Linked DNA regions of Mus musculus: regions 2 and 3 are each linked to region 1. Evidence: chromatin loops called from intact Hi-C (ENCODE). Cell type or tissue: heart. All regions are shown on one strand.

What was found. Peaks named below come from ENCODE experiments on the same cell type or tissue, not always from the same donor. Only the 100,000 strongest peaks of a DNase experiment are listed, where the experiment ranks them.
Region 2: it touches region 1 in a loop (2.2-fold over the local background); 2 of 42 quality-filtered maps call a loop at or near these places.
Region 3: it touches region 1 in a loop (2.6-fold over the local background); 2 of 42 quality-filtered maps call a loop at or near these places.

What each region holds. Positions count from the first base shown.
Region 1 is chr11:64,074,874-64,082,873 of GRCm38, forward strand. Cox10 (heme A:farnesyltransferase cytochrome c oxidase assembly factor 10) reads right to left here and starts at 4,599. Exons shown (of 7, transcript NM_178379.3): 1 at 4,463-4,599. The coding sequence starts at 4,505. 2810001G20Rik (RIKEN cDNA 2810001G20 gene) reads left to right here and starts at 4,611. Exons shown (of 2, transcript NR_033780.1): 1 at 4,611-4,904; 2 at 7,780-8,000. In heart, no CTCF peak of the experiment used is centred here; a DNase peak (open chromatin) is centred at 4,628; H3K4me3 peaks cover 2,326 bases; H3K27ac peaks cover 1,370 bases.
Region 2 is chr11:63,961,056-63,969,055 of GRCm38, forward strand. Cox10 (heme A:farnesyltransferase cytochrome c oxidase assembly factor 10) reads right to left here. Exons shown (of 7, transcript NM_178379.3): 7 at 1,572-3,473. The coding sequence ends at 3,067. It overlaps Gm30060 (a long non-coding RNA gene), which reads left to right. Exons shown (of 6, transcript XR_388739.4): 6 at 1-1,335. It overlaps 9630013K17Rik (RIKEN cDNA 9630013K17 gene), which reads left to right and starts at 3,171. Exons shown (of 4, transcript NR_131111.1): 1 at 3,171-3,219; 2 at 4,760-4,874; 3 at 5,319-5,758; 4 at 6,518-6,985. In heart, no CTCF peak of the experiment used is centred here; a DNase peak (open chromatin) is centred at 4,638; H3K27ac peaks cover 492 bases.
Region 3 is chr11:64,973,992-64,981,991 of GRCm38, forward strand. It overlaps Elac2 (elaC ribonuclease Z 2), which reads left to right and starts at 5,044. Exons shown (of 24, transcript NM_001362983.1): 1 at 5,044-5,340; 2 at 5,727-5,777; 3 at 5,916-5,986; 4 at 6,617-6,681; 5 at 7,626-7,683. The coding sequence starts at 5,120. In heart, no CTCF peak of the experiment used is centred here; a DNase peak (open chromatin) is centred at 4,990; H3K4me3 peaks cover 2,310 bases; H3K27ac peaks cover 1,443 bases; H3K27me3 peaks cover 1,267 bases.

The DNA of each region.
Region 1 (8,000 bases):
GAGTACCTAGGCCCCAGTTAGTGGAACTGTTTGAGAAGAATTCAGAGGTATGGCCTTGTTGGAGGAAGTGTTAATAGGAGTGGGCTTTGAGGTTTCAAATGTTCATGTCATCCCCAGTTAGTGCTCCCCCTCTCCCTCTTCCTCTTATAAGTTACCTTAGTCACGGTGTCTCTTCACAGCAACAGAAAAGTAACCAAGACAACTACCTGTCCCTAAAAAACGGGTAGTTATTAATCTTTAACTCATTTCTGAAGCTCCAGTAAGCCAATATCTGATTACTTTTGGTGTCTTCATGTGAGTGGACAGCCTTATGTCTCTATGGCCACTTCTTTCTCACATGCATCTCTATCCTTTATTGCAGGTTCCAGGAGCATCTTGAGCTCTTCCGTTCTCAGCTAATGAATCAACATGTTCACTCAACTCTGTCCCTCTCTTTCTATCCCTACCGAGAGACTCTATGATCTTACACTGGAGTAGAGTAACAGCAGTCAGAGTGAAGACAGTCATCAGCCTTCATGCATCTCCTTTCTTTTCCAGCCCATGTTTCACAGATTGCACCCCTTAAGCCTCCCCAAACAATATTACCATCTTGGGACTGAAGGTTCAAATGTCTGTGCCTGTATTCAAACCACCATGCCCTACATAGCACTCACACAAACATGGATATCTACTTTATCACAGCAATGCTGCTTCATGACCTCACAACTAAGCCGACCACACATAATTGAATCAACTTTATTTACACTGCTTCCTCGTATGCAATCTATTTTCTACTTATCAAATGTTCAATCTCTTTCCACTGTTCTACAATGTTATATTGTGTTTTATGACAGCACTTTTTTCTTTTATTCTTCTCCCCTATATTACATCCTGACCACAGTTTCCTCTCCCACCCACCCACCCCAACCTCCCCTCTTAGCCAGATCCACTCCTCCTCCATCTCACTTCAGAAAAGGGTAGGCTTCCCATGTGTTATCAAGCAAACATAGCATAACAAGTTACAATAAGACTAGCACATCCCCTCATATTAAGGCTGGACAACGCAACACAGTAGGAGGAAAGGGGTCCCAAGAGCAGGCAAACGAATCAGAGACATCCTCTACTCCCACTGTTATGCATTCCATAAGAACACTAAGCTATACAACCATAACATAGAGAGGACCTTGATAAGACCCATGCAGGCACCCTGATTGTCGGTTCAGTCTCTATGAATTCCTATGAGCCCTGGTTAGCTGATTCTTCCAGCCATGTTTTTATGACCTCTCTGGCTCCTACAATCCTTCTTCCTCTTCCATGGGCTTCCCCAATCTCTGCCTAGTGTTTGGCCATGGATCTCTAAATCTGAAGCAAACTGTTCTCATCGGTTATAGAATGCAGTGCTCGGAATGAAACAGCCTCTATCTTCACTAGACTGGCAGTGCCTGCTTGCAAGAGTCCATCAGGATCCAGCTTGATAGCTGCTGGCATTCCCTCCCAGAGGGGTTGGGGAGGACTTGGACTCTCACCTGATCCAGCCACTCCTCACAACCATTTGTTTGCTATTCTGCCTTAACTGCATATGGCCTCAGGCTTAGAGATACTAGAGTAATAAGGCCGGGAAAGGTGCCCTTTCATGGCTATGGGGAAGCCATCATCTACACTGGGTACAAACTTGCAAGTGCAGCTGCTTTGATATCCCCTCCTACTCCTGCCGGTAGCCCCCTCACCCATGCTCTATAAGCAACCCAATAAAAACAATGGCTCCCTAGGCTGAACTTTGGTGGAACCATCCTTTGGTTTTTGATTAGGACCTTATGATGAGAGAGTAGGCACTGTTTCCATCTCCCCAAGGAAAGATTTCTCAAAACACCATCATCATATTGTTTAGTTCTTCAGATGGCAGAGTCTCTTCTTTAGTCAACTCTGCTACTACAGCTCCTGGACACTTGCCATATAACAAAGTGAAATGACATTTGGTAACTGACTAGCACAAGTAGACTTCCTGAACTGTGAGAACAAGTCCTGTCCTTGGAAATACAAGGCCATTATCTGAAAGTAGAGGTAAGCCAATTTGGCACTGAAGTCATATCTTCAAATCGCAATTATGACACGCTTACTTTCAAGTGAATGGATATATGTTTGCCTTGGAACCACCCTGGAAATTCGTTCTAGATTAGATGGGTCAATCTGAAACTGTACAGAATGGCTGTAACAACACTGTGAGGGGTGGGGAGAGACACAGCTTGGAAACTGTATTTATAAGTGACTTGGTTTTGTCAAAGTGTGTCAAGTGTCCATGAACAAATACATAGAAAATAAAAGCAATTTCTGGCCTAAGTAAGCACATGAAAATACACTTTAAGATCCACAGGACTTTCAACAGATATATTAAAATCTGAAGAGATAATCAGAACACCTATACTCATCATTAACACTGGACTGCGACTGCAGGGCTTTGTAAATCAACTAAGGAGACTTAAAGTTCCTGAACCATATTTAATGGAAATGAGAAAAACTTAAACTTTTATGAGCCAACTCAGAAGTAACTGCTAGTTACTAAACAACCTTAATGATCCCTCTGCCGACTCTTCCCATCAAACTTCTTAGAGGGATCTTTCATATATTTACATATGAGCAGGTTTTTCTGAAGATATGCTCAATTTCAGAAAATAAGCTATTAGTTCCCACTGTTTTACAGCTCCAGAGGCTGATCCTAGAACAGAGGGGTGGGGGGGTGCATATGCAACCTGTCTCCTAGCATGATGAGACTTAAGAGTCAAAACAGAATTGTCCTAGAAGAAGCTGAAATACTGCCGGGCAGTGGTGGCACACGCCTTTAATCCCCGCACTAGGGAGGCAGAGGCAGGCAGATTTCTGAGTTCAAGGCCAGCCTGGTCTACAAAGTGAGTTCCAGGACTGCCAGGGCTACACAGAGAAACCAACCCTGTCTCGAACCCCCCCCCCCAAAAAAAAGAAGCTGAAATACCAAACAGAAAAGTAGAAAGAAAGGTTGCCCTGAGGAATCTGTATACAAAGAAGAAGCGTCCGTACAGACAGATAGTCCAGCACTGAGATGAGCCCTCTAAGAATGAGTACCGAGTGTCTGCATCGAGGAATACTCACAATCAGCGATTACAGAAAGTAACAAAGAAGTGAGTCAAGAAAGACTCACAACAGACACACACACACACACACACACACACACACGAAGAACCCCATAAACTTTTTATTTTAGAAAATGACAGTCATATGAAAAGAGGTGTCCAAGGAGGCTCTATCACTCAACGCACAGCTTTGACAATTACCAAGTACTGCCCAACTTTGTCTCTTCTACCCACCCTTCCACTTCCTGCCCTGGTTTATGAGCCAGAAGGTACCTTTGAGATCACCTAGCTCAGTTACCTTATTATAGACGCGTAAATGTTTCATTAAAGAAAGTCAAATGATCTGCACTGGGATCATACAAACGCACGGGAGAAAAGAGCTCTACAGAAGCACAGTGATCACCACAGTCAGCCAGACACAGTGGGCAGTGTGTAAGTGACAGGGAGGCCTACAGGATGGTTCTGGGCTGTGAGAAGGTACACAATGGCTTCCACTATCTTGTCTGTACTATAGATCACTTTGCCACCATCCATGGATACTAGTCACAAAACCAACCTCCTCTTTAAAATTTCTACCAGCACAATCTCATTCATTCACAAATGACTGAGCATCACCAATGCACATAGGCATTGCTCTGGGCATGAGGGATACAGTGGTGAACCAGGGAGACAGACTATCTTTACTTTCACAAAGTGTTTCTCTTACTGGGAGGAACACACTAAATTGTTGCACATCTGTACTGCAGGTGTGAACAATTACACCGTGTGTTATTCATGATAAATTAATATGATATAAGAAAAGAAGGATAAAGACTCCTATTTTAGTTAGAGTGCTAAGGTTGGCCTCCCTGAAAAGGTAAAATATAGGAGCTTTTCAAGAGTTTGTGATAAACACACATCTGTCAAAAGTCCTTCTGATGGAAGGAGCCATACTGATGGTACAGCGCTGGCTCAATGGGATTCAGTTGGCAGTTATCATTATCATGGTGATTAAGGTAACACTTTAAGCTGGAAGACAGCTCCTTAACGGGGGGGGGGGGGGGGGGGAGGTGCGCTTCTTGTCATTAAAAGGCGGTGGCCAGGAACCGCGGCTCTCATGTGCCAGGCTTGTGGAGCCCCATGGTTTATCCTGTCCCTCCATCTTGCACTGTCTGAAACTCCAAAGAGCACGGGATATCAAGCCTTAGGGACCACCTGGCCTACGGTGCAAAGCTGGTCCACAATACTTGGCCTCGTCCCTTCAGGTGACCCTAAAGGTCACCTCCCTGCCAAGTGACAAGCCAAGGGCTTCCAAGGTTGCAGGCGGCCGGCAACACGGTACCGCACATGGCAAAAAAGAAAACAATTCGTCCACGATCATTCCCAACCGGGTACAATACCTGTGAGGAGGCGCGAGGAAATGGTGTGCGGGGACGCGGCCATAACGTACTGGTGCAGCAGTCCCCAGGACCCCAGGACGCCTCTCACCTCACCGGCTCCTGGGCGCCGCCATCTTGCTAGCCCGCCCTCTGAGTGAGGCGGGACTTCCTCTTGTCACTTCCGGCTCCCAGCGCTCTCTGAAAGCTAGGCTAGCGGAGCTTATAAAGATCGGATGGTAGAGCTTTCGCTTTCCCCTCAGACGCTCCAGATGTAGACTAGGTGAGCTCTCTGCCCGGGAGGGACAGATCGTCGGAGCCCGCGGGCGGAAGGCGAGTCGTGGCGGGGTTAGGGCTCTGGAGTCCGGCCCGGCCCGGCAGTCCCCTGAGCTTGAAAGAATTGAATGCCTCCTCAGTTGTCACCCAGGCTGATCTTGCGCAGGCTGTTGGCTTCTCGTGGAGTTTGGTAAGTAAAAAAACGAGGAAGAAAGAAACTCATTAAAAGAGCAAAACATGACTTACAAGGGCAGTTTGTGTTTGCTTTCAGCGATGAGGTGAGATCTCTGTGGTTCACCTCAGGTGCTGATCAGGGGCCACTGAGACAGGAGTTTGTGTAAGAGCACGCACTGTGTCTCTGCAGCAAGAACTGGTCATGGTGAGCGTCATCCCGATAGGGATAAGGTAGAAAGCGCTATGGAATGAGGTTAGCATTTCTGTGAAGTAGGCTAAAGAAAGGCTTTGAAGAGCCAACTTGCTGCTCAGTAGAAGGAACTGTGAGAGTTTTCCAGTTTACCAGGAAGACAGAGCAGAGAATGGGATTTTCTGAGGCCCATCACAGTTCATCACTGTGGACCTAGGATAATGGTTGTCCCCATCAAATTAATCTTAGACTAAGGAAGAAGAGGATGGATTTCTGGTGAATAACTGAAAAGTTAACAACTGTTCAATCCACTGTTTTTCGAGCACTTTGAAATGCTGTGTTAAGTGAAATATTACAAAGTACAAACCTTAAATCAACAAATGAAAAGCACAATTTGGGATCTAATCACACCAACAGTGAGTGCTGCTTAGGGGAGGCCTTCTGCTTTACAGCTATCTTGGTTAATTAGACCCACTGTTCCTGGAACTCTGATCATCATAAATAAGTTAGCCCTTTACAAACTAGATCTCAGATACCTAACTCAATGGTTACATGGTATGGAACCTGAGGGCTAGAGAGATTGCGTGATTCAAACTGTAGATTGTATAGCAGTCTACTGTACTTCCTATCTCTTTATAGTTGTCTCTTAAAATTTGTGTTATAAAACCAAAAAGTGATAGGACTGTACACCTATAAGATGGCTATAAACAAAATTAATCAATAGCAGGAGTTAACAAGTTAGTGAAGAAGTAGGAATCCTGATACATTGTTTATAGGAATATAAAATATTGTAGCCACTTTGGAAAAGCAGTTTAGGTGTTCCTCAATAAGTTAAACACAGCGCTACCTCCTGACCCAGCTGTGCCTTTCCCAGGTATATTCCCAAGACAAATGACAGCATTCATTCACTCATAATATCCCAAAGTGGATATAACTCAAGTTATACATCAACTGATATTCTGTGACATATCCACATACTGGCCTATTTGCCATGAAATGAAAATAAAGTGCAAATACATACTACAACCATGAAAACAATACTAAGTTGAAGAAATCAATCACAAAAGGCCATGTATTAGATAGTTTCCATGTGTATGAAAATTCCAGAATTCTTAAGTCATTAAAGAGAGGCAGTAGGTAAGTAATTACCTGGTGCTAGTGGGAGGAGTAGAGAGAAAAGAGGAATGTCGCTGGTGGGTACAGGGCTCATTTAGATAGAGAGAAAATGAAAATAGTCCTAAATTGATTGTGGGGTGGTTATACAACTTTCAATATACTTAAAACCTTAGTGTAGACAGTTGATACCAATTTTGTAGATGTAAAATTTTATGAAGATAGTTGTATATAAGTATCTTCATATATTTCATACATGAATACATTATGGAGATAATAGGTGTTATTTTCATAGAAATTGTCTAAAGACTGTCCAACTCTGTCTTAGTTAGAGGTTCCCTTGCTGTGAAGAAGTACCACGACCACAGCAACACTTACAAGGGAAAGCATTTAACGGAGGGTGGCTGACATACAGTTCAGAGGTTTAGTTCATATCATCATGGAGGGAAGCATAGTGCCATTCAGGCAGGCATGGTGCTGGAGAGCCGAGAGTTCTACATCAGCATGTGAAGGCAGCAGGAAAAGACTGGGCCTGGCTTGAGCACCTGAGACCTGAAAGCCCACCCCTTAGTGACACACTTCCTCCAACAAGGCCACACCTCCTAATAGGACCATTCCCTATGGGCCTATGTGGGTCTTTTTTTTTTTTTTTTTCAAACCACCACAGACTCCCTCAGTTTTCATTATTCATCATGCCAGCTTCTCACTGATTACAAGTTCCCCAGCCTCTGCTTCGTATTCCTTGGCATCAGCATACTTCCTCTCTGGGAAAAAAAAAATCTTACTTACAATAGGGATAAATAAAAAGAAATATTTTAATGGTCGTGAGTTGGGGTCCTTCCTTTGTTCCTTGCTACTGAGGGTTTAAATGAAGCAGGCACTTCTAAGCTCTACCTCCAGCCCCATGCTGATTCTTTGCATGATGAGAAAACTTCAAGAGGACTCAACTACTGCTAGGGAGTAACATCTTTAAACTGTGCTTCCAGCAGATGGGAAGCAGGGAGGAAGAGAAACTAGCCCCTTCTCCTTCTGCCACTCTTGCTACATTGTGGCCCTCATGGGCAGAGCCATGCTGAGCACCTGTAACAATGTGGTTGGCCCATCCCCAGCTCTAGGCACAGTTTGGCATGCATGGCAGCTTTGTAAATTACTGATGGGAATTCTTAGAGTAGATGCTCTACTCTTAAATGATTGGAATTTACAGCCTCATGGGAACTTGACCACCCAGCTCAGCTCCTCAGAGTTCCCCCTTGTTCCTCTAAGGTGACTGATCACATCAGAGTGGGATCATTCTCTGAGATCATTCCAGATAGGCACCTCAATTATAGTCTGCCAGCACCCTTTCCCATCCTTACTTTCCAGGGCTCAGCTCCACCCATGAGTCTTGGGATACTAAAAGTGAAGGTTACAATTATTTAGAATGGGAGAGTGGCAGGAAAGTGCACTGGGTAAGCTCTCTTTGCCACCTTTGTAATAAATAGACACTGATTATAGCGAGGGATAAAGAATTCCCAATACCAAAGAGGAATCAGAGTTGCTTTAAAATACCATAATGTCATCCACCCTCATCTCTCACTTCGTTTTCCAGAGTTTTTGGACAGTGACGTAGGATGGCTGTGTTGCCCAGACAAGAGAAGAAAAAGAAGAACCTGTTGCTTAAGTTCTGGAGACATTTTTGTTGCTGTTGTTTACTGAGCATGTGAAGGGAGGTCTTTCTGCCTTGCCTGTTTTATTTTCAGGAAGCAGGGTTGGGAATGAACCCTGGCGCTGAGACAGCCATCCTGAAGCTAGAACAAGCCGGAAGAACAA
Region 2 (8,000 bases), 110 kb before region 1:
CCTGCATCTAGCCAGCATCACACACTATAGCCACTCTGTGACCCCAGGACTAGGGGGCGTCAATACAGGAAGGTTCTAGGCCTAGAAAGGTAGGGAATCACTTGCTCATATAAGCTCAGCCTTTCGGGTTTTAGTCTGAGCCCTCCCCACCCCCCTAAGGCCTTATTGTTCATGTTCCCTTGGACTCCAAGAGATCTCTACTGGGTAGGAATCTTAGGACACTGGACTGCAGAACACCTGAAAGCAGAGTGCCCAGAAAGACGGGCCAGGCATGAGCCCTGATGTCTGTGGGAGCCATGGTGTCTGGTGAGTGGGGTCACCTTGAGCACAGGGAGTCCTCAGGAAAGTTTGTCAATAGCCTGGTGTGGGGCTCTACATGAAAGATGGCTGTAGAGAACACTGGAGAATACAATGAGGTCTGAGAGGTCCTGAGTAGGAAGACAGGATGGGGAAGGCCTATGGAAGATTGACAATAGAAGGCAGCTGGCAGAGACTGGACGGCTTTGAGAAGGTGCTAGGCATGAAAATGTATGTTAGCATCCCAGAACTGTGAGAACTGTGACTGAGCAAAGACGAAAGGTTTGCTCGCTCAGGGTATTGGAGTTCTCAGGCTATGCAAAGGCAGCTTGTCCTGAGGGGAGAATGCGCCAGATGAACGCTACTACCTTATACCCAGGGAAGTGACAGACAGGAAGGCGCTGGGGTCCTGTCATCCCTTCAAGGGCTCCCAAAGGTCAGAAGACATCCTACCAGGCCCTGTGTCTTAGAGCCTCCATCACCCCCACGCCCCAATCCGGAGACGAGGCAGTTATGGTCTTTGGATGGCATCTTAGATCAAATAATAACGGTAGCAATTAACAGATAATGTGGGCTATACGTCCTTACAGCAGAACAGTCAAGAACAGTGAAAGTTTATCATCTGCAACAGTATGAAGAGAAGCGGGGGCGGGGATGGGGAGCGTTTGCTGAGTGAGGTAAGCTAGGCGTAGAAAGACCAACATCATGCAATCTCATTTCTCTGTGTGCTCTGTCCTGTGGCTGTGGTTGGTGTCATGTAACTGCAGCCCCAGCACGTGGAAGGCAGACACACATTAGGGCATCCCTGGGCTACATGAGACCCTGTCTCAAAACCACTATCACAACCAAACCAAACCAAACCAAAAGAAAATAAAAACTATTTAACCCTAAAATAGGAGGGTGGCTGACTGGCTGAGGCTGAGAGGTAGAGGAGATGATGGCCAGACAGGGAGGGAGGAGAGGAGGGGCATTATTTATTTATTTTTTAAAAACTGTATTGTGTGGTAAATACAGTAAAAAAACCATACATTTCAAAAACCACTAAACTTCAAATATCGCCACCATCCAGTGATGCTCACTTGAGACAACGGTTGTGCTATGACCCTGCTATGTGGATTCATAAATCACACCACTCGATGCTCTATAAATAGCTACAAGTATAATTTGTCAATTTACAGTTAGGAAAAATGAAGGAAGGAAATCCAGAGGCGCTGTCGCTGGCAGCTCCTGGAGGAGGCCTGGGATGGCTGGGAAACACAGGACACACGCTCAGGTTCTTTTAACTGTTTTATTGCAGCAGGAGGAGAATCAACACACTTTACAGACTTTAAGGCCGCAACAAGTCCTAGATGCTCTTTGCAGACATCGCCATTCCCTGTTACCACAGGACACAGCCAGGCGGTAACGTTACAAAAGGTAGACAGAGGTACCGGGCACACTGTCTGCAGGCACTCTGGACACCATCCTCCCCACCTTTTGTGGTGGTGTTAAGTTCAAACCCGAGCCCAGAGCTAAGCAAGTGCTCTCCCTTTGGTCACGGCCAAAGCCTTTCTTCCACATTTTGAGAGGACAGTCCAAATTCAAGAACCGTTTTCTGTGTGGCTTAAAGCCCTGGAGGGAATCCTGACGGGGCCCAGCACCCTGGGAGATCAAGGAACTCAAACTCTGGCAGCTCCACAATTTTAAGGCAGCATTGCTCTCTAGCCCTGGGGAGTACGCAACAGTCCGAAGACCTACAGGTCCCTGCATTTTACACCAGAGGCCATGGAGTTCCAGAGCTGGACCCATGGCCACTAGGAGCCCTGCTGCCCTCTCTGAACACCACTGGGCACGGAGGCCAACTTCTGGACTTAGGAGGTACCAGTGTAGAAATGTGGTTTGCACGAAAGAGATAAGTGAGCATAAAATGGTTGCTGACGCAGCTCACCCTCTCCCTCAGGTTATGCTGAGTGATGCCCTTCCAAAAGGAAATGCTGAGACCATGCCTGAGAGCATGATGAACACGTGGCATATTTCCTGGGGTTTCTGAACTCCTGGTTTGGGGTGGGATTGGACGTGGTGGTGTGTGCTGGCAATGTGGCCAGGGATCTGCAGGCAACCGTTTGGAATCCCCACTCCCAGTGGGCAGCCCAGGCCAGGTGTTGTGTTACTTCAGGGAATGTGTGGTTGAGAACACTGGTAGGGTAGAGGAAGCTAGGCAGGCCCCATCTTACTGGCAGAGAAGGGGTGCTGTAGCCACACTATGTGTTCTTCTGAGGAAGTGTGTGGGAGCTTCCAGATGCGGAACTACAGAGGTTGGGTCACAAGCACTCACCTGTTTGAGCAATGACCACAGTGGCCTCCAGGTGGTGAGTATGCACGCGCGCACGTGCGTGTGTGTGTGTGTGTGTGTGTGTTGGGGGCGGGGCTGGCCTGGGGTGGAGGGAGGAGGATGTGCATATATATCATGTGGGTGAGAGAACACAGGGCTGGAGGGAAAGATGCATAAAGACTTTCCAGGAGAAGAAATATTCTTTTTTTTTTTTTTTTTTTTTTTTTTGTACTGACCCCATATGCTAGTCCCTTTCTTGTTTGGGAAGCAGTTTGGATATTAATATTAAAAGGACTGGGAAGTGACGACACAGCACCAGATGATCTGCCACCAGCTGACACCATCCAACTCTCTTTGCCAGAATCACCAAAATACGCTTCCTGCTGGCCCAGGGCAGTGCTGTCCGTGTGTCTGTCTGCAGGTGTCTGCTCTCATGTTCCCCACAGACCGGCTGGCTCTCAGCTCGGAGCCTCTCCCTTGTCCCCCTCCTGCCCGGGCCGCTGCTTACAGGTGAGCATGAGCAGCAGGAGCAGCGGCAGGTGCCACAGGCTGCAGAAGAACAGTTTCCTTGAGCTCCTGCGGTCTGCGTCCACGTAGAAGCGGAAGCCGAGGTAGGAAATGTACAGGTTGATGGGGAGGGAGATGACAGGGAAGACCCAGGTGGTGATGTCCAGGACCGGGGCAGCAGTCGACAGAGCAATCAGGGCCAGGCAGTGGCGCAGTGCCACCCGCCGGCAGAGGGCTGGATGGGTGACGGACATCATACAGTAGCCTCCTCGGGAGTAGTCTTCACGGAGGCCCCAGCTCAGGGCATTGAAGTGGGGGAATTGCCAGGAGTACAGGATCCCTCCCAGAAGAAGCGCTCCTGTGAGGAGGGGTGGGGAGAAAAGGGAACAGTTAGGTGTCAGCGGCCATCTCCAAAGCAAGGCTCTCTCAGCCTCAAAGTGAACTCCTCAGGAGGCCTGTGCTCAGGTGGCCAGCAATCTGTCTCAGCCCTCCTGTCTTAGTGTGCTTTCTAGTGCTGTGATAAACACCGCGACCAAAGACAACGTTAGGAAGAGTTTGTTTAGAGGTTTCAGCAGGGACACAAGGGGGAACCTGGAGGTGGGAACTGAGACACCATGGAGGGCCACTGCTCAGTGGCTGCCTAACATGGCTTGCCCAGCCTGCTTTCTTAGATAGCTCAGGACCTCCTAACCAGAGGTGGCACTGCACCCAGTGAGCTGGGCCTTAACATATTAATTTGATGATGATGATGATGATGATAATGTCCCAACAGAGCTCTCTACAGTCCAATCTGATGGAGGCATTTTCTCAGTTGTGGTTCCTCTTCTCAGACTATACTAGCATGCCCAGTAGTACCCTTCCCAATGGAGGGATTCCCATGGGAGAGGACTGTTGGAAATAACGAGAGAGGCACTTTCTAGTTCAAGAGTCCTGGTACCCGTTTCAGTGACACACACAGGGCACTTATCTTAACACGGAGTTCTCTTGGGAATTGGAAGGCAGGCAGGGAAGGCTAGAGCAGCTGAAGGAGCAAATGGTGGTGACGGAGACTTCTTCGTGTTTTGATGGGACAATACAGCTAACTCTGCGACTGTCAGGTGGTGGAGATTCTCAGGGCACAGGGTGGCCTTAAGGACCCTGAGCTTCATGTTTGGGGAAGCCGTAGTAGATCTCACGAGCTGTCTTGGACCCTCAGGCCTTGGGCTGAGTATGATATACAGTAGTAATGACAGCCACAGCATGGGGTGGGGTTATGACAAGAGCAGGAAGTGTTCTGCCAAGGAAAGCTCATTGTGGTAACAGAACCAGGGCATGGCTGAGGGGAGACAGGAGGGCCCAGGGGAGGGATGGTAAGGCTCAGAGCTCCAGGTGGGTTTTATTCTAGAAATGACTGAGCAAGAACAAGCTTGACATGGTGAAATTGGCAGCAATGGGGACTCTCCCTCCAGCTCTGCCCCTCACTGTCCCCTCAGCCTCTGGTGTGCCAACTGCAGTAGTCTGTTGTGCAACTGAAAGTTTTGGCTGTGCTTCGCCTCAGAACGAGAGCGCTCAGACAATAGCTCAGTTCTGGAAAAGGAGCAAGCTGCTGTCTCTGAGAGGAAGTTGGTAAGGGTTTGGCTCGTGTCACAAATGAAATCTCTTTAGGATCCGCTGCTTAATGGACTGCAGTGGGAAAACCACCCACAGCTCTGCCTGATGGGCTTCAACTGCTGCTGCTTGGGAAGAGAAGAAAACAAACTGCTTTCTTCATCAAGATAAGGTGAGTTGGAGCAGGACAGACCGGGTCAGCTCAGGGCTGTGGTGGGGCCCACCTTCCTGGTGGGACGGACAGAGTGCTCTGCACATCCCCTCAGCCTCACTCCTCCAAGAAGCCCATTTTTATTGGGCCCGCCTGTCCTCCCTGACAGCAGATACCAACTGCCTGCCAGAGGACAAGGTCTGTTTTGGGGGGTGGGTAGGGGGAGGGGGGTTAATGTTTCTCTGCTGGGCTCTGGCCAGGGAAGGAGACAACACAAATGGAGTTGCAGACTGTGGGAAGTAACACCTTAGGGACAGAAAGGACTTGCAGGCTATAGAGAGAAGGCACCTCACTTGTTCTGGGGAGCAAGGGATGGCCCCTGCAAGAAGCACATTACAAGGTGAGCTGCCACCTACTCATTCATGAAGTCTTTGTTCTTGTCCTTTCTTTCCTTTTCACTTTTAGGTTTTTAGAGCCTGCATCCCATTCTCAGGCCAGTTTGGGCTGGAATTCTCCATGTAGCCCAGGGTGGCCTCAAACTTAAAGCAATCCTCCTGCCGTAGCCTCCTGAGTGCCAGGATTACTACTAGCACATGACACTAGGACCAGCTTCTTTTAAAGAAGCTTCCTCATTTTCTTAGACCTACCTGGGAGAAACACCAGCTTTCCCCCCTTTAATCACAGCAGTGATCTAGGGAACAGCTGTGCATCTGTGGGAGTGGGTCTTCAGGACAGTGACTTTCTGAGGCTCTGCTGCTCAGCGGTGGCTACCCCAGAGCACAAGAATGCCCTTACTTATTATGTGTGTGAGAGAGAAACGCATCCACAGTGCTTGTGTGAAGAGCAGAGAGAATGCTGGCCCGACCACAGACCTGCTCTCAGCGCTGTCTTCCTAGTGACACTTGGTGAGATTTTTCAGTTCTCTTCAAAACTATTTATTATTCCTACAAGAAACAGATGTGGGGTGGGGGCTCCCTCATTTCTACCTCTGCCCAAGTCCAGAAATGCTCTTCTGTCACTATTGACAAAGGAAGCTCAGCAATTCAGCCACATAGTACCTTCCCAGAAGGGTGGGGACTGTAAATAGGAGCACTAGCCCTCGGCAAGTACTCTTGCCACGATAATTCCTTTGGGGATGCCTGGTGGGTACCTGCTACCCTTACTGAAGCCCATCCACTGGCATTCAGCATCCACACAAAGTCTTAGTAAGGATAAAAACCCCACTGTGGTGAAAGCTGGGGTTGGGTTTGGCCCAACAGGCTCCTCTCTAAATGTGGGCCATGAAGCTCGCCTGCTCCATGGCTGGCCACAGTTGTGATGTCAGGATTGGACAGCTGAGGAAGCTGGTGGAAGCGGAGCTGTCCCAGAGCTCCAGGGTCACAGACCTTAAAGCTGTTTTTTTGAGGACTAACATGTGTGGTCAGCCTCAGTGCAATAGACTTCTATGGAGAGACAGACAAAGGGAAGCAGGAAGTGGACTAATTTATCAACCATACAGGAGAGACAAGGCCACATGACAAGTCCTCTGGAGATAGGAACACCAGTGGGCATTCCCAGAGTATAGAGTTCTTTGCGAGGGACTTAGGAATACTGAGGAGGAGGCTGCGCGGCAGGCACTTGGGGCTCTCTCCACCTGGAGGTGCTCTTTCTACCTTCCATCGCAGACGCTGGAGCAGCTGCACTCCAAGGCGAAGAAGTACAAAGCTCTGGCCCTCTCTACCTACCTCCCTACAAGTCTGAGCCCTCCACAAGTTCTTTCCAGAAGTCAAATTCCCCCTGGTTCCCATCAAAGTCCTTATGCTCATCCTCCAATGCTACCTGGCCTCGCCAGGGCTAATCCTATGGGCATTCTGCACGAGGCACTGTGTGCCGCTGAGGCTTTCCAGCCAAGGCCTGCTCTATCACCTCACCCAGGAGCCACTGGCTTGGCACCCTTGAAGCTAGAACCAGTTCCAGCCGGCAGTGAGATCAGCGAGAACTGAACAAAATGCAGCTTGTCTGCAATTATACTACCAGCAACACACGTACAGCCACTTTCTTTCACAGACCGTTTCTGTTCTGATGTCGACACTGGGTAAAACATAGGGTTCTAAATAGCCTTTGCTAATATTTCCATAAAAGTCAGACTTACTTTATTTTGCCTTTGAATTACAAAGATAGGGTTTATTGATGGTTGTGGTGGTATGGGTCTTTAATCCCAGCACTCAGGAGAGAGGCAGGCAGATTTCTGTTAAGTTCAAGGCCAGCTTGGTCTGTACAGTGAGACTCTGTCCTGTCCTACCCCCTACCAACCCCACAAAAGAAGGAAAAAGAGATACTGTTTATCTTAGTTAAGTCTTGCTCCAGGCCAGTTAAGGTAACATCTCAGGAACAGACACTATTGAGTCTGTCTGAGCCAAGTGGAGGCAGGGTTTTAAAGGAACTCTTTTCAAATGCTTGGGTTCTACACTGCCGGGTATTTAGTAAGCCTTCCATAAATATTTGTGGAATAAATGAGTGAAGGAATCCCCTCTGGCTCTCTTCTCTCATCTGGGAGGTAAACCTTGGAGAGCAGTTAGGGTTTGCAGTTTACCAGTGGAGGTTAAAACAACTCACTCTTTTTTTGTTACTAAAGCCATCCATCTGCCAAGTGTCACCCCCTGATAAGAGCCCATTTCTGAGTCCTCATTTGTAACTCAATGCTGGTTGACATAATTAATGTTTACCACACAGCACCTGAATTACAAACCAGAGTAACAACTCTAAAAGACTCTTCACCATGAAGGAGGCTCAAGGAAGACTTAAAACAAGGGCTTTCTCTAGACTTAGGAAATGACAACACAGAATCCCAGCATCTCTAAGAATGAGGTGATGCAGGGATGTGGCTTTGGAGAGGGGGAGGGAAAGAGGAAGGGAGCAAGCCTCAGATAAACAGTCTCTGGAGAGAAACAGCAATGAGAGGCCTAATGGGTATGGCTCCAGGCCGCTGACTGGGGCTGCAATGTCAGCTGCCAGCCACTTATCTGGCCAGGCCCGCAAGGGACTTCTTCACTGAGGTTCCAGCAGGTCACTTCTGCCTTTGCCATCACTGCTCCCCAAAACAAGTGCTTCAGCTCCTGAGGCTGCAGGTTAGCCCGGTCAGCAGCTGGAGACGGCTTTCCTGAGTTC
Region 3 (8,000 bases), 900 kb after region 1:
GATGTCTACTGGACAGTTGAAGGTTCTCATTATGCTTTGGTTGAGGGACAAGGGTATTGCTCACATTTGGCAGCCATTTAAACTATGCCTATGATAGGTGAAAATGAGAAAAGTGTCTCCTGTGTCCTGCCAGAGGAAACTGGGCAGGTGCAACTTGCTCACCTGTACTGATCCTCAGTTCCAGTTAGGCGACTAGTTAGGTCTGTGTCCTGCCACTCTGTAGACACCAGTGCCTGTGTAAGAAGTTATCCTGGTGGGTATGTGTAATGTATGCTTTAAGCACTCCCCTTTTAAAAGCATGGAGCAAGGAGAATCTCACTCACAGGTCGTGAATAGCTCCTCAACCCTCAGTTCTGGAGGAATCTCACAATGACTGATTTGCTCAGAACCGGACAAGTTGGTTAGGGTCAAGATATATACACTAGAAGGTGGAAAGGCTAGGTCTTGGGATTAGAGATGAGACTCTGGAATAGGGTTCAGGTGGCCACCAAGTAGATGGTCTGCTAGTGGTAGGTTCAAATAGTCAAGTTAGTTGTGGGATAGGGAAAGGGTGGTAGTATTCAAGAGGTTTTCTGGCCCAAAGAGATGAGAGAAGGTGAGGCCATAGTATACAAAGAGCCATTTACCTCCCTCCAGGCCACTGCTCCTGCTCCAACTTTCACAGTTGAGACAGAACTAACAAGTATGTTTGTGAATGTATGTATGTAAAATTAGGTTATAAAATATGGGTATGTCATGCATGCATGTAAAGCAACTACTACACCAGAGTAAATTGTCCATATAGCTCTATCTTTGCTGGTAGTTATAGGGTAGAGTGTGCCAAGAAAACCTGAACTTTTCTATTCCAAAGGCTATTTTGCTGTTTAACTTGAATACTTCTCTGATCACAACGTGCGATCTATTACCTTTTCTTTGGTTCTAGGTGGATGCTATTCAAGACTTGCTTTGAGTTCTGGGTTCATCCCTCCAGAAGCATTGTGGTTTCACCCTAATTTCTTGGAGACTAGCTACCACAAGAAGCTCAGCCTGACCACTGTAAAAGAACAGTCTACATGGGTGGAGAAGCTACTTAGAGTCTAGTGGCACCTCAGCCAACAATCAATATCACAATGCCTAGCTTGGAAGGTCATTTGGTCATGCCACTTCTCATTGAACATTCTAGGGAAAAAAAACCCTCAAGTTGCAGAGAGACAAGCCATCCTTCTGGATGTATCCCTCCATGAGCAATAAAGGATGGAAATGATCCCAAGCCACTGGGCTTAGGGTAGTCTCTACGTATGGCAGTGAACAAGTAAGTAAATGGAAGTGGGTACCTTATAGTAATTCAGAGTACCATTGGGTTCTCAAAGTCCATGTTCTCCATTTCCACTCCCCAGATATTCCTGACAGCCAGGCTCTCTCACCTTCAGCAAGTCTGGAGGCAAGCTTATCTCACCATGTGTCCTGACATAGATGCCAGTTTGGCTGAGTGATTCTTCATCCCATCCAATTGTCTAAGATGAGCTAGGTTTACAGTCAAAATCTGTGTCTCAGGCTGTGCAAATGGCTCAGAGTAAAGCACTTGGCACTTAAATATGAGGACCTGAGTTCAAATCCATAGAGCCCATATAAAGTCATACACAATAGCAGGAATGTTATTATGGTACAAGCTATGATAGTCATGTTTAGTTTTGAAGAGGTGACTTTATTAAGCACAGCAAGCCAAAGTAAAAGAATAAATAAACATTGAGAGAGGGATAACACAAAAACACCAATTGGACACTCAAAATATCCAGCAGAAACCAACTGGGGAAGCCCTCTGGAAGCAGCCCAATAGGGTTCTCAACCAAGTAGTCAGAGCCCCAGCTTTATCTGAGTAGAGGTCTCTGTATTCAAGACTATTACAGCTTGCAGCTGTGAGGTGCATCTCCTGCCACCGGTGAAAATACTTCCTATAGCTTAAAGTATGCTCAGTTTGAGAATATCTGACAGATGTGTGCCTAGAACAACAATAACAGGGCTTCACTTTTGTTTTCTGTATGGGATTTAGTATGAAAAGGTTCTCCTAAATGGATTTTTTTGTTTGTTGTTTTGATTTTTTTTTTCAGACAAGTTTTCTCAATGTAGCCCTAGTTGTCCTGGAACTCACACTCTAGACCAGGCTGACCTCAAACTGAGAGACTCACCTGCCTCTGCTTTCCCAGTGATGAGATTAAAGGCATGCGCCACCACTGCCTGTTTCCTACATGAATTTTTACTGGAATTTCTAACATTTTTTTTAATGTGCCAGATGTGGTGGTGTACACATTTAATCCTACCACTCAGGAGGCAGAAGCTAGTGGATCCCTGTGAATTCAAGGCTAGCCTGGTCTACGTAGAGAGTTCCAAGACAGCCAGGGCTACATAGAGACTCCTGTCTCAAAATAACAAAATAAAAAATTGTGATTTTTAATATTTGCAGGAGTGGAGGTGTCAAAAAATTGAAATGGCATGTAGCATTGGTCTGGGGATTTTAAAATGGAGTCAAAAGTTCTAAGACAGGCCACTGCTGAAACTCTGAAGTAGGTTGCAGATATGGCATTTCTCAGATCCAGTTGATTTTTCAAAGATTGTTAACCTCTCCTGACCCCTACAACAGACCCTCTCCCCCGAAACACTCAAGAGACCAAGACAACACCCAATCCCCCCACTTTTAAAAAAATGGCTTAATTTTTGCCAACATCAACCAAAGTTGTTGACTAAAGGATATAATTTAAGACAGGTGGTGGTGGTACATGGCTTTAATACCAGCACCTGGGAGACAAAAGCAGATGGATCTCTGAGTTTGAGGCCAGTCTGGTCTATAGAGTGAGTTCCAGGACAGCCAAAGTTACACAGAGAGACACTCTCTTGATAAAATGTGTGTGTGTGTGTGTGTGTGTGTGTGTGTGTGTGTGTGGTAAAAGCTTTAGGGGCTTAAACTAAAATGGCAGCCACTATCTTATAAAGCTCAAGATATTCAAGATTTCATAAATGTGATTTCCCTAATCTTAATCCTAACTAGCCCCAAGCAAGTGTAATTCTTCTTGTTCTTGGCTGGGTAATAGTATGTTACAACCTTTCCTTTCCTTAAAAGATGTTCAGTTATCTGGGGTTTCCCTGCCGCTCACTGGTATGATTACTTCAAGTAGGATGGTAATTGTCACAGAGCCAGTTTCATATTCAGTGAGGCTCTCCAGTAAACACCACGCCACATTCCTCAAGTGTGCTTTCTGAATTTCTAGAGGATTCAACGGAGAGCTCTGTTGTGGAGAAACCCTCAAGAGCCTCTGAAATGGTAGTAGGCCTTTTTCTCAAATGACCCACACTGGGACACGGAATGTTACAGTGACTCGCACATAGTCATCCTCTCAGTCTGCCCTCCCTCTTTCTCTGCTAGCCTAGATCCACTAAGGACCCCAGGCTGGGCTTGACCTCAGGGGAGCCATCATTCCTGGATGTTACTGTTTTGAAATGTATATGGATGTTTTTTGTGAATGTATGTTTGTACTTCAGGTGCCTAACTGATACCTGCTAAGGTCAGAAGATGTGAGTTTCTGTGGGAATGGAGTCTCAGAAGATAACTTGTGAGTCACCATGTAGGTGCTGGCAACAGAAACTCCGACCTCTCAAAAATAGTGATCTTGAACTATGATCGATCCATTTGGTCTCAGCATTAAAAAAAAAAAAAAGTGTGTGTGTCTTCCTGCCCATCCACCCAAGTTGGGAAAGGGTCTCATGTAGCCCCAGGTTCACCTCCAACTCACTATCTTGATTGTCCAGCTCCAGCCTCAGAGCCACCTGACAGTCCAGCCTCAGACATCTGACAGTCTCCCTGAATACTTGTTTAAATACATTTCCTGCAGGTGGCAACATTTTCTTCTCCATAAATTTCTATTATTTATTCTGCGTATCTCTTTAGTGCCACTCAAAGCACCGACCATCAAAGGGCCTTTAGCCAACCAAGCATGCCAAATACGACTCTGGCAGGCCTTGGCTTCACCGCCATACCCTCCATCTTGCTAAAAATCATTAGATTACATCCATAAAGCTAGACACCAAGGTCTATTCCCTTATTTGACCATTTTCTCCTCTTGAGGCTGACCACTAAGGTCCAGCTAACAAAGCACTGAAGTCCAGCCCCTTGAAAAGCCCCCTTTGGCTTATGTAATTAATATACACAATCAAAACAAACCAACTTATCCTAACATCGGATTTTTTTTTTAACCTTTATGAACTGTTATTTGCCTATGGGTCGGTCTCCTCCCTATCCAGAGGCAGCCCTTCGTGTTTCGGGTGCAAATACTCCTCTCTCCTCTCTCTTGACCCTTTTCTCTTCGTCCTAGTCTCTATCTTCTTTCTTTGTCTCTTATTCACTGCCTTTTGTCTCTCTGGGGAAAATAAATCTCCTTTGTTCTGAGAACTTGGTCTTGGGGTGTCCTAAGTCGACTTTCGAGGTCCCCACAGCCATGTTAATTCTAAATATCTCCCAAAGATAAGCACTGTTAAACTATTTCCGTCTTGAAGTAAGGAATGCAAGGCAGAGAGGACCGGCTCATAACAGCAATAAGACGCAACACTACGAAGTTTACTTAGTCTTTTCATCTCTATTCTCACGCCAAAACAAAGAATATCATCTGAAATGTGTTCTTATGGTGGAAATCAAATTAGCCAGATCTATCTCCCATGAGATCGTCACCATCATCATAAGCAAGAACAATGCAAACTTGGAATACTTTTGTCGAAGGGCAGAGCTCCTGACAGAAGACGATGAACCTGAAAAAGACTCAGTCCTTTCCCAGTAATGCCTTTCGAGTACTTGCACTCTCAGAAGTCCCGCTTCCGCCAAGTGACAGTAACCGGAAAACGTCAACAGGGAAAGCCGGAACCGGTGAGGGGGGCGGGGCCTCCGGCGACGCTCTAGCTTTCGCTTACTCTACGTCCACCTTGATTGACAGACTCCGAGCTCCAAGGCTCGTTACGATTGGATGCGGAGCTTTGGATGGGCGGGCAGCTAGCGCGGCGGCGCGCTGATTGGTCAGTTCCGCCATGCGGTGGAGGGGCGGTGCTTGTGGCGGCGTGAGGGGTCTGGCTGCCTTGTCAGCCTGGTGTGGTCGGGTGCATGTGGGCGCTCCGCTCACTGTTGCGTCCCCTTGGCCTGCGCACCATGTCGCAGGGTTCGGCTCGTCGGCCGCGGCCATCCAAAGACCCACTGCGACACCTGCGTACGCGGGAGAAGCGCGGCCCGGGTCCCGGGGGCCCGAACACCGTGTACCTGCAGGTGGTGGCGGCGGGCGGCCGGGACGCGGGGGCTGCTCTCTATGTCTTCTCGGAATACAACAGGTCAGAGTGGGCCGACAGCCCTGGGGGATTGGCCCCAGCGCCACGTGCTCGGGAGGCCTCCTGTCCAATCCTGTATATATCCCTTACCTCCCTTAGTCAGCATGGCTTTCAGGTATCCGGGCAAAACTTCCCGTGCCCCGACTCTCACCATCACCATCCCAAAGCGGGGGCCTCACCGTGAGTGTGTGGGCTAGACCGGTTTCATAAGTCGATGGGGAAAGACATCACTCCCCATTGATCTATACCAAACTACACTCTTCCGTCACTAACCAAAGAGGGCTCAAAACCTACTAGGCAGTATGAGAACCCTGTCATTTATGTCGCTGTATCTACAGTAAAGCATTTTACAGAGTATACTTGTAAGTACAGTAATGTTCCTCCTGTAGGTACCTTTTTAACTGCGGAGAAGGCGTCCAACGACTTATGCAGGAACACAAGTGAGTCAACTCCTGGCTTCTGGGGTGGAGATGATTATGGGCTTGAAAGCTGAGGTGAGAGGCAGATGAGACTTCTCAGCAGACACGGTCTCTGGTCGTCTTTGTTTCATCTGGCTGAAATGTATGTTTTTTTCTTAGACTGAAAGTCGCTCGCTTGGACAACATCTTTCTGACTCGGATGCATTGGTCAAATGTTGGGGGGTTGTGTGGTGAGTATGTGTTTGGAGGTCAGGGGCCGGTGGGAAGTTTCTGGGGGCTTAACATGGCTTGCAGCTCATTTGTTCATCTTCCTAGCCCAGGGGAGATAGAATTCCTGGTACACTAGCTTAGTCAGCTTGAGTAGGGGGTGTGAAAACCTAGACTCGGAAAAGTAGGCCTTGATATGGTTACAACCTCCACCTGGACCACAGATTTAACAACAGAGTGCTGTGGTGGGTGCTGATCAGACTCTGCAGCTGGATTCAGACACATACTGTCATCCAGACTGTGTGGCTGCCAGATTTTGAAAGCATAGTAGTATGGGCAGAGGAGAGAATGAGGTAGTGGACTGTGCCCTCCTCCCCCTTGCATAGCAGACCCTGCTCTGATGCATGGTTAGATCAATGCTAACATTATTTTCTCTTTATGTATTGTATAGTTGCTTATACCCTAGAACAGGGACACGTAGGTAAATAACTAGTATAGCCAGAAGCACCCCACCACCATGCACACACACACACACACACACACACACACACACACACACACACACACACACACATACCACATACCGGACAGGGCCTGCAGGCTAAGTTGAGAGTGCTGGATTTTTATTTATTTTCTCTTTACATTCTTTTAAGGAATGATTTTAACTTTAAAGGAAACCGGGCTTCCCAAATGTGTTCTGTCTGGACCACCACAGCTGGTGAGTGTCTCCTGGTCACCCGTTAAAACCACCTCCTTTAAAAATGGTAGCAGTCTTCATTTTTGTAACTTAACCTTCTGCCCTCAAGGATAACAGGTAGTGGAGTTAAACACATCTCCTTTCATAGTATGTAAATACTAACTGTGTGGTCCTGGGTGAGCTACTTTGCCTCTCAGCCCCAATTTCTTAATTTATAAAGTGGCCAGAATGATCCATAGGTTGTTAAAGTTGAATTGCGTGAAGTGGTACATGGGAGGGACTAAATCACTCACTATGGTACCAAAGAAGGACTTCATGAATTACAGCGTTCTTTCTTTCCTATTCAACTTAAGACATCTAACTTTGTCTCTAGCTTCTCTTCTTCCTCCTTGAGCTTTCACTCTCTGTGAACCAAATTAGCCTTGCTTGTCAGTTCCTACTTCTCAGCAGTCCTCCCCTGTGTGGCAGCCAGAACATGGTGTACATGCAGGGCACTGCTTCCCGCCCTAAGCTTTCCCTGTGTGGTGTGTGTGTGATCCACAGGGTGGTCTTTAAGTCCCACAAGCCCAGGCTGCTGTTCATACTTCTACCTGTGTCATCGAGCTGGAGCCACGAGGGCCAGCCCTGCCCCTTGTCTTGCTTTCAAAAGTCATTCCCCCTGGAGGTGTACCACACAAGTTGGTGTCTGCCCCGTCTTTCATTTCTTTCAGAGTACCTGATTGTTACTGAGTTGTTTGTGTTATCGTTGGCTTCCTCTCCATCTCTGTTCTAATGAGAGCAAAAACTTCATATCTCTTACTGTTGCTAAATGGTGGCATCTAATGACACTGGGCACAACAAATAACTGTCTAGATGAAATTTAAAGTACTAGCTAAGTTTTGTGTTTGCCTAGAGTACATATAGTACTTACTTGAATACATTACTGTGCCCTATGTTTAAAACATAACTTCTTCCTTATTTTTTAGGAGAAATATCTAGAAGCAATCAAAATATTTTCTGGTCCATTGAAAGGAATAGAACTGGGTATGTTGTTGACTGTGACCTACTGTCTTACGTTTTTTCTTACATGAGCCCTGCTTTGTAAATTAGAATCCATCAAGAGCTGCCTTAAAGCAAGACTTAGAATCGCATGCTTCCTTTCAGCATGCCATGGTTTCTTTAAGAGCTGTGATTCTGTTCTTTGTTGGTTCTTTCTCTTTTCTTTTTGATGATTTACTTGTATTTCACATGCCTTTGTGTTATGTCTACATATATGTCTGTATGAGGTGTGAGATACCCTGGAACTGAAGTTACAGACAGTACTGAGCTGCTGTGGGCACTGAGAATTAAACCGAGTCCTC